Regions from separate parts of the Homo sapiens genome. Here regions 2 and 3 are each linked to region 1. The links are chromatin contacts, found by Hi-C or POLR2A ChIA-PET in ENCODE. All regions are on one chromosome and are shown on one strand. The core of a region is the stretch at or near the end of the contact, and the rest is flanking DNA. Distances in the headings are between cores, read along the strand shown. Region 1 holds the start of LINC01963 (long intergenic non-protein coding RNA 1963). Region 2 holds the start of IGFBP2 (insulin like growth factor binding protein 2). Region 3 overlaps SMARCAL1 (SNF2 related chromatin remodeling annealing helicase 1).

The links. Hi-C counts contacts between places; a loop is a spot of excess contacts on that map. ChIA-PET counts read pairs that join two places held with the same protein, here RNA polymerase II (POLR2A). Pooled maps may share reads with other maps.
Region 2: a map of endothelial cell of umbilical vein shows a loop between it and region 1 (2.0-fold over the local background). The contact joins the promoter of IGFBP2 here to the promoter of LINC01963 in region 1. A Hi-C loop is called at or near these places in 1 of 168 maps with a recorded cell type or tissue (endothelial cell of umbilical vein).
Region 3: a map of Calu3 shows a loop between it and region 1 (2.5-fold over the local background). The contact joins the enhancer-like site here to the promoter of LINC01963 in region 1. A Hi-C loop is called at or near these places in 1 of 168 maps with a recorded cell type or tissue (Calu3) and 8 of 50 pooled maps. POLR2A ChIA-PET finds 5 or more read pairs at or near these places in 1 of 52 experiments (activated T-cell).

What each region holds. Positions count from the first base shown.
Region 1 is chr2:216,215,519-216,218,251 of GRCh38, forward strand. LINC01963 (long intergenic non-protein coding RNA 1963) reads left to right here and starts at 1,371. Exons shown (of 1, transcript NR_037701.1): 1 at 1,371-2,733.
Region 2 is chr2:216,631,937-216,634,669 of GRCh38, forward strand. It overlaps IGFBP2 (insulin like growth factor binding protein 2), which reads left to right and starts at 1,484. Exons shown (of 4, transcript NM_000597.3): 1 at 1,484-2,029. The coding sequence starts at 1,588.
Region 3 is chr2:216,473,950-216,476,682 of GRCh38, forward strand. SMARCAL1 (SNF2 related chromatin remodeling annealing helicase 1) reads left to right here. Exons shown (of 18, transcript NM_014140.4): 15 at 1,320-1,502. Among named protein-coding and RNA genes, the nearest start is that of RPL37A-DT, 23 kb to the right of the region's middle. RefSeq lists enhancers at 884-1,384, 1,302-1,471. Within about 2 kb of position 1,367, at least 2 of the 41 ENCODE cell types and tissues checked have a DNase peak (open chromatin) inside an H3K27ac peak, as active enhancers do.

The DNA of each region.
Region 1 (2,733 bases), core at 121-2,620:
CAACATAATACATGTTCATATACAAACATTTAAACACATACACACAAAGATCTTACAGCTTTTACTCTGGAACCTTAGCCATGAGATGGTAATACAGACTCACCACTTAACAAAAGACAGCTGGATCCAAATTATTTCTGACAAAATTGGGACCTGTTCACATGGCTAAACTTTATTTGTCCCAGTAGGTAATCCAATGAAGGCTATGGACCAAAGTCTTGGGAAAAGTAGTTTTCATGGCAGTTTTATTTTTAAAAACCTTTTACCCCTTTTTTTTTTCCTGAAGTTTCAAATGAGTTTTCAGTGTTTACATTTTAGCTACAATTGGCTGAACTGTAAAGAAAGCTCCAAGTAGCCTTGAATTAGTAGTATCATAAACAATGAGTTTTATCTTAACAGCAGTAGCTTAATAACAGCAAATTCAAAGCAGGCCGAAAACAAAAAAGAGATAGCTTTAGAAAACTCTACATTTTAATTGTATAGTTGCAGGTTGGGCATTTGAGCTCTGAATTTTCCTTGCTGTAATTTGCCCGTTCAGTTTTAAAATGTGCACAAGAACAGGCCACAATATGCAGCTAGCTGAAGTGCTGGAAAACCTGGCATGCCTTTGAACTTCTACAGGAGTTCCTGCCCCTAGTGGGTAAGTTACCTATTGCACTGACTTTATGAAGATATCTCTTCCAGTGCCCTTAGTGTGAGCATCCCCACAAACCTTATGAACCAGTTGAATCCAACCTGAATGCCTCTCCATAAGCCCGGAGCCCACAAATGCATTTTCTCCAGGGCCCTTGGATGGAGGGAATCAGGAAGGCCTCCTCCAAACCCAAGGCTAGGAGAGATGTTCCCTCCGGGGTCCAGGGAGGAGAACAGAAAGGACTGAGAAGAACTAGGAATGCCCTCCCAAACCCAAGGCCAGCAGGAGGGTCTCCTCCGGAGTTCCACAGATGGAGGAGGCCTAAAAGAAGAAATCAAGTCTGCAACCTAAAAGTGGGAGATCTTGGATTTTGATAGCACTTACCCAGATCCTTTCCCAGCATAGTCAGGAACAACTGGACTTTTTCAAAGGGACCTTGGCTGTACCTGGTGTCCTGGGTGACACAGGAAAAGGAATTCAGGGGCTGCTTCAGAATCCCATCTTTGCCAGATACGTTAACTTTAAAAAAAAAATCATAAGATACAAATTTAGAAAAATGGAGACACTATTTCTTAAGGGTGACAGCCTGCCAGGTGGCCATCCTGCAGGCCAGGAAGCACAGCCTCCTCCAGCAGAAGCCCAGAGACAGGCACCTCCAAGGAGGAGGGGTTGGGGTAGGAGTTTTATGCTTTTATGCTGAATGGGTTGGCTTAACACATATTCAACAGGTTACAGGAGGAGCTATGAATATTAATGAAAGTGGTCCTGATGCATGCATATTAAACATGCATCTTACATATGACACATGTTCACCTTGGGGTGGAGACTTAATATTTAAATATTGCAATCAGGCCCTATACATCAAAAGGTCTATTCAGGACATGAAGGCACTCAAGTATGCAATCTCTGTAAACCCGCTAGAACCAGTCATGGTCGGTGGGCTCCTTACCAGGAGAAAATTACCGAAATCACTCTTGTCCAATCAAAGCTGTAGTTATGGCTGGTGGAGTTCAGTTAGTCAGCATCTGGTGGAGCTGCAAGTGTTTTAGTATTGTTTATTTAGAGGCCAGTGCTTATTTAGCTGCTAGAGAAAAGGAAAACTTGTGGCAGTTAGAACATAGTTTATTCTTTTAAGTGTAGGGCTGCATGACTTAACCCTTGTTTGGCATGGCCTTAGGTCCTGTTTGTAATTTGGTATCTTGTTGCCACAAAGAGTGTGTTTGGTCAGTCTTATGACCTCTATTTTGACATTAATGCTGGTTGGTTGTGTCTAAACCATAAAAGGGAGGGGAGTATAATGAGGTGTGTCTGACCTCTTGTCCTGTCATGGCTGGGAACTCAGTTTCTAAGGTTTTTCTGGGGTCCTCTTTGCCAAGAGCGTTTCTATTCAGTTGGTGGAGGGGACTTAGGATTTTATTTTTAGTTTGCAGCCAGGGTCAGTACATTTCAGTCACCCCCGCCCAGCCCTCCTGATCCTCCTGTCATTCCTCACATCCTGTCATTGTCAGAGATTTTACAGATATAGAGCTGAATCATTTCCTGCCATCTCTTTTAACACACAGGCCTCCCAGATCTTTCTAACCCAGGACCTACTTGGAAAGGCATGCTGGGTCTCTTCCACAGACTTTAAGCTCTCCCTACACCAGAATTTAGGTGAGTGCTTTGAGGACATGAAGCTATTCCTCCCACCACCAGTAGCCTTGGGCTGGCCCACGCCAACTGTGGAGCTGGAGCGGGAGGGAGGAGTACAGACATGGAATTTTAATTCTGTAATCCAGGGCTTCAGTTATGTACAACATCCATGCCATTTGATGATTCCACCACTCCTTTTCCATCTCCCAGAAGCCTGCTTTTTAATGCCCGCTTAATATTATCAGAGCCGAGCCTGGAATCAAACTGCCTCTTTCAAAACCTGCCACTATATCCTGGCTTTGTGACCTCAGCCAAGTTGCTTGACTATTCTCAGTCTCAGTTTCTGCACCTGTCAAATAGGGTTTATGTTAACCTAACTTTCAGGGCTGTCAGGATTAAATGAGCATGAACCACATAAAATGTTTGGTGTATAGTAAGTGTACAGTAAATACTTCCATTATCAGTCC
Region 2 (2,733 bases), core at 234-2,733, 420 kb after region 1:
TGAGCCACCGCGCCCGGCCCCATTTCTGTGTTTTTGCTTCAGGTGGTCCCTCTGCCTGTGCCCTTGCTAACCGCCCATTTCCTCTGGTAGAATTACAAGCTTCAATTTCAGCTCCGACTCACCCAAGAAACTCCCCTTTCCTCAACCACCACATCACCTCTCTACCAAAATATTTCTTTTCTTCAAAGCCTCTGATAAACATTTATTTATTTATTTTTTATCTTACCAAAGTCTTTCCCGATAACTCTTCCCAGCTTGGCGTCTTAAGACCAGGTACTTGCCTTCCTGGAGGCATCTAGGTCACCTTCAGAGCCAGGTGGCCATTGGGTTAACTAGCTGTTGAACTGAATCAAACAGGCTCTGAGCCTTGAAGTCAGAAAGAGCCAGAGTGGAGGGGTCTGGGGGGAAGAGGGGCGCTGAGGTATAGGGAGATGAAACCTGCGGTGGAGGCAGCTTAATGGTCCACCTGTCACCCAAGGAATCTCTCTGACAGGGGTCTTTGTTAGGGTCACACCCCAGGAGATGGTTGATTATGGCTGAGTCCAGCCTGGAATGATGGGGGTTGGGGGCAGCTTGGGTAGATGACTCAGTAAATCAAACAGAACAATGAAAGGAGGTCATGCTTGTCCATCTGCATTATTGAAGACAGCCATAAATGGCCTTACCCCAGAGCGGGTCTGTCACACCTGGAGAGCTGATCTGACCTCTCCAAGACCCCTGCAACTGAGTGTTCTGGGATCTGTCCTGCAACAAGTGCCTCGAGATTTGTAGGTGGGGGCCCAGGGTGCTAAGGGATTATTTTAGCGGGCGGAGAAGGGAGGGGGTCTGCAGACGAAGGGGGCAGGTTTTGCGGGGCACTTAGGGTTCTCATAGGTTGTAGTCACGAGCTCCCAGGTTTGGAAAACTGCAATAGTCACTAAGACCATTCGGGGCTGTTTGGGTCTAGCTTGGTCTAGACGGGTCTGAAACTCCGCAGGACCCACCCAACAAGAAGTCATTGTTCCAAGCCACGTGTCAGTGGTGGGTGATACCCCAGGATGGAAGGAGTTGGTATGAGCCGACTGAAATCTACTTGAAGGTCAAAACGGAGCCTTATGTCTTTTGTGTTCCCCAGCGGTTAGCCCAGTGCCGGCCACAGGGGAAGCGCGCAAACGAAGTCCTCGCGAACTGAACTGAGAGCAGACAAAAGCACGCGCTCTTCTCCACCGCCACGCCGGTCCTACCCAAACCCGCGAGTTATCCGTATTCTCCTTCAGGAGTCATAGTCAGGCCAGAAGAGTGCGGAGGGACGGGGCCCGGGAAGAGCAGGGAACCCCCAGAGCCCGCAGCCAACGCGGAGGTGGGCGAGCGGGCGTGCGCGCACTCACTTGCCGGCGCGAGGGAGTGTCGGGGGGGAAGGGAGTGGTCTCCAAAAGGGGGAGGGGAGAAGGCAGGGGGCGGGGAGAAGCCGGCCCTTTAGGACCCGGCTGCGGCGGCGAGGGAGGAGGAAGAAGCGGAGGAGGCGGCTCCCGCGCTCGCAGGGCCGTGCCACCTGCCCGCCCGCCCGCTCGCTCGCTCGCCCGCCGCGCCGCGCTGCCGACCGCCAGCATGCTGCCGAGAGTGGGCTGCCCCGCGCTGCCGCTGCCGCCGCCGCCGCTGCTGCCGCTGCTGCTGCTGCTACTGGGCGCGAGTGGCGGCGGCGGCGGGGCGCGCGCGGAGGTGCTGTTCCGCTGCCCGCCCTGCACACCCGAGCGCCTGGCCGCCTGCGGGCCCCCGCCGGTTGCGCCGCCCGCCGCGGTGGCCGCAGTGGCCGGAGGCGCCCGCATGCCATGCGCGGAGCTCGTCCGGGAGCCGGGCTGCGGCTGCTGCTCGGTGTGCGCCCGGCTGGAGGGCGAGGCGTGCGGCGTCTACACCCCGCGCTGCGGCCAGGGGCTGCGCTGCTATCCCCACCCGGGCTCCGAGCTGCCCCTGCAGGCGCTGGTCATGGGCGAGGGCACTTGTGAGAAGCGCCGGGACGCCGAGTATGGCGCCAGCCCGGAGCAGGTTGCAGGTAACGCGGTCTGGAACAAGTAGTTGGGAGAAACTTGGAGGGCAGCGGAGAAGCCCGACGGGCGGCTGGACCTTACGGACGGTTTTAGGGGCGGCAGAGCCGAGACCTTGGACCAAATCAAGGGGGACTGTTGCTAGCGGGACGCGGAAGTCAGGCCCGGGGAGGGGAACTGGAGTTAGAGCAAGTGGAAGAGCCCTGGCGACTCATTTGGTGGGGATGAATGGGGAGAGGAAAGGCATCCCTGCTGCCATAGTTTTACCCGCGTGGAACGGACCCAGACTTCTATTCTGGAGGAGGGATTTGCTGAGAAGGGGGCCGGTGGTCAGATCCATGGGAGTAGGAACTCGAATCTTATTTGGGGCACTGCTTGAGGACCCAAGGGTCCTGGTGGGATCGCTGCTGGGAGGCGGAGGCTGCGGGGTGCCAGTGACACCAGGAACCTTGGAAGAGGAGAGGGAGCTAGGAGGAGGCACCGGCGTCCCAAGGGGCCCTTCCTTCTACTGGGGTTGTGAGTTGGAAAGAAAGGACTTGGTACTTTGTAGGATGAGTCGCTTAGGAGAAAAATGAAAACCACCACTACTATTTCTCCATAGGGAACGAGCAGGGCTCTTGCTACCACGTTGAATGGAAAAATAAAAGGGAGGCATTTGGTAGGCGAGGGGTCTCCTAGCAGCTGAATCAATGTAACTTAAGCCCGATCGCCG
Region 3 (2,733 bases), core at 117-2,616, 260 kb after region 1:
CAACAGATGGATGGTGAAACTATGGTATATCCATACTGTGGGCTATTTCTCAACAATAAAAAGAAGAAAATTATTGATACAGGTAACAACTTGGATGAATCTCCAGAGAGTGCTGAATGCAAAGGCCCATTCCAAAAGGTTATATGCTGTGCAATTTATATAACATTTGTATAGCATTCTTTTTTTTTTTTTTTTTTTTTTTTTTTTTGAGACAGAGTCTCGCTCTGTCACCCAGGCAGGAGTGCAGTGGTGCCATCTTGGCTCACTGCAACCTCTGCCTCCCGGATTCAAGTGATTCTCCTGCCTTGGCCTCCTGAGTAGCTGGGATTACAGGCGCACACCAGCACATCTGGCTAATTTTTGTATTTTTAGTAGAGGCGGGGTTCCGCCATGTTGGCCAGGCTGGTCTCAAACTCCTGACCTCAGGTGATCTACCTGCCTTGGCCTCCCAGAGTGTTGGGATTACAGGCATGAGCCACTGTGCCTGGCCTATAGTGCATTCTTGAAAAAAAAAAAAAAAATTGGCCAGGTGCAGTGGCTCACGCCTGTAATCCCAGCACTTTGGGAGGCCGAGGCAGGCGGATCACCTGAGATCAGGAGTTTGAGACCAGCCTGGCCAACATAGTGGAACCACGCCTCTACTAAAAATACAGAAATTAGCCAGATGTGGTGGTGTGCGCCTGTAATCCCACCTAGTTGGGAGGCTGAGGCAGGAGAATCACTTGAACCCCAGGGGGCGGAGGTTGCCGTGAGCCAAGATCGTGCCACTGCACTCCAGCCTGAGTGACAAGAGTGAAACTTCATCTTAAAAAAGAAAAAGAAAAAAAATGTTTTTAGAAATTCAGGTCAGATTAGTGGCTATCAGGAGCTAAGGACCGTGGAAAGAGGAGGGAGGTAAAAGGATCCTTGCAATGTTGGAGTTGTTGAGTATCTTAACATTGGAGGTGAATATATGAAAACCTACACAGGTGATAAAATTGTGTAGAACACACACATACAGTAAAACAAGAAATCTGAAGATCAGTGGATTGTATAGAAGTCAGCATCCTGGCTGTGGTATTATACTATAGTTTTTATAGAATGTTACCACTGCAGGAAACTGGGCAAAGGCCTAAGAGGGATCTCTATTATTTCTTACAATGGCACCTGAGTATAAGCAGTCATCTCAATACCAATGTCAATTTGAAAAGAAAAGCTCTGAAGGCAGGGGCCTCTGCTGAGCTGGAACCTGGTTCTGTGCTGGAGCTGTGGCTGGGTGTGGTTTGCTGAGAAGCCCCCGGGGCTGTTGCCCACCTTGCTTCTGCCCCTTGTTCCTGCAGCACGTGCAGCACATCCGCATCGATGGCTCCACCTCATCAGCTGAGCGGGAGGACCTGTGCCAGCAGTTCCAACTGTCGGAGAGGCATGCTGTGGCCGTGCTGTCCATCACCGCTGCCAATATGGGCCTCACCTTCTCCTCGGCTGACCTGGTGGTGTTTGCTGAGCTGTTTTGGAACCCAGGGGTAAGAGACGCAGAAGACTCAGATACTCCCCAGGCATGCTCATGGCTGTGGGCAGGAAGCAGTGAGTGTCGGTCGGGGAAAGTGTGGTTTCCCTTTTATCCATTCATTATACTTCCCACAAGTCAGTTTTCACTTCCTTTAAGCACTTCTATGTTGATTGACTAGTCTCTTTTTTTCTTTTTTTGAGACAGAGTCTCTTATCACCCAGGCTGGAGTGCAGTGGCATGATCTTGGCTCACTGCAACCTCCGCCTCCTGGGTTCAAGCGATTCCCCTGCCTCAGCCTCCCGAGTAGCTAGGATTACAGGTGTGAGCCACCACGCCAGGCGATTGGCTGTTTTCTAGATTTTCACAGCAACCTGTAGGATTATCGACTCCATTTTATCAACGGGAAGGTTGAAGTCTTCCAGGGCTAGAAGGAATCTTGACTTCATGTCTCATAGGAGGAAGTTAGGGCACCGAGAGCTCAAGGGGTGAGGCAGGACTGCACTGCCATAACTGAAGAGGGCACTTGGTGGCACCAGGTTGCAGCCCAGGCCTCACGTTCCAGCCTGTGCCCCCTTTAGTAGCCATCATTGTGAGCTGCTTTAACAATGGACCTCACACAGAGTGACAGCAGTGAGGGTTTCCTGGACACCACCACTGGCCTCACCTGACCAACTGAGGACAGAGATAAGACATTTGTTTGAACTCTTAAATTTTTCTGGTAATCTCCAGAAAAGTTATATCCCCTTTAATATTTATATAATATTTAATAATATTGTGGTTTTTATTGGCTACACATAAGAGACTACATTAATAATGGGTAGACCTTGAGGGTGTAGCCATTTTATACAAGAAATAATGCTCATGATGTTAGGTGGTTTTTTTTTTCTTTTGCTTTTTTGAGACAGGGTCTTGCTCTGTCACCCAGGCTGGACTGCAGGGACTTACTGGCTCACTGCAGCCTTGATTTCCCGAGCTCAGGTGATCCTCCCACCTCAGCCTCCTGAGTAGCAGGGGACTACAGGTGCACGCCTCCATGCCTAATTTTTGTATTTTTTGTAGAGATGGGGTTTCACCATGTTGCTCAAGCTGTTCTGGAACTCCTGGGCTCAAGCAATCTGCCTGCCTCAGCCTCCCAAAGTGCTGGGATTACAGGCGTGAGCCACCACATCCAGCCCTTAAGTATTTATTATAAGGCTTACCACTATATTAAACCACCACCCTATGCCCAAATCATGGATAGCCTC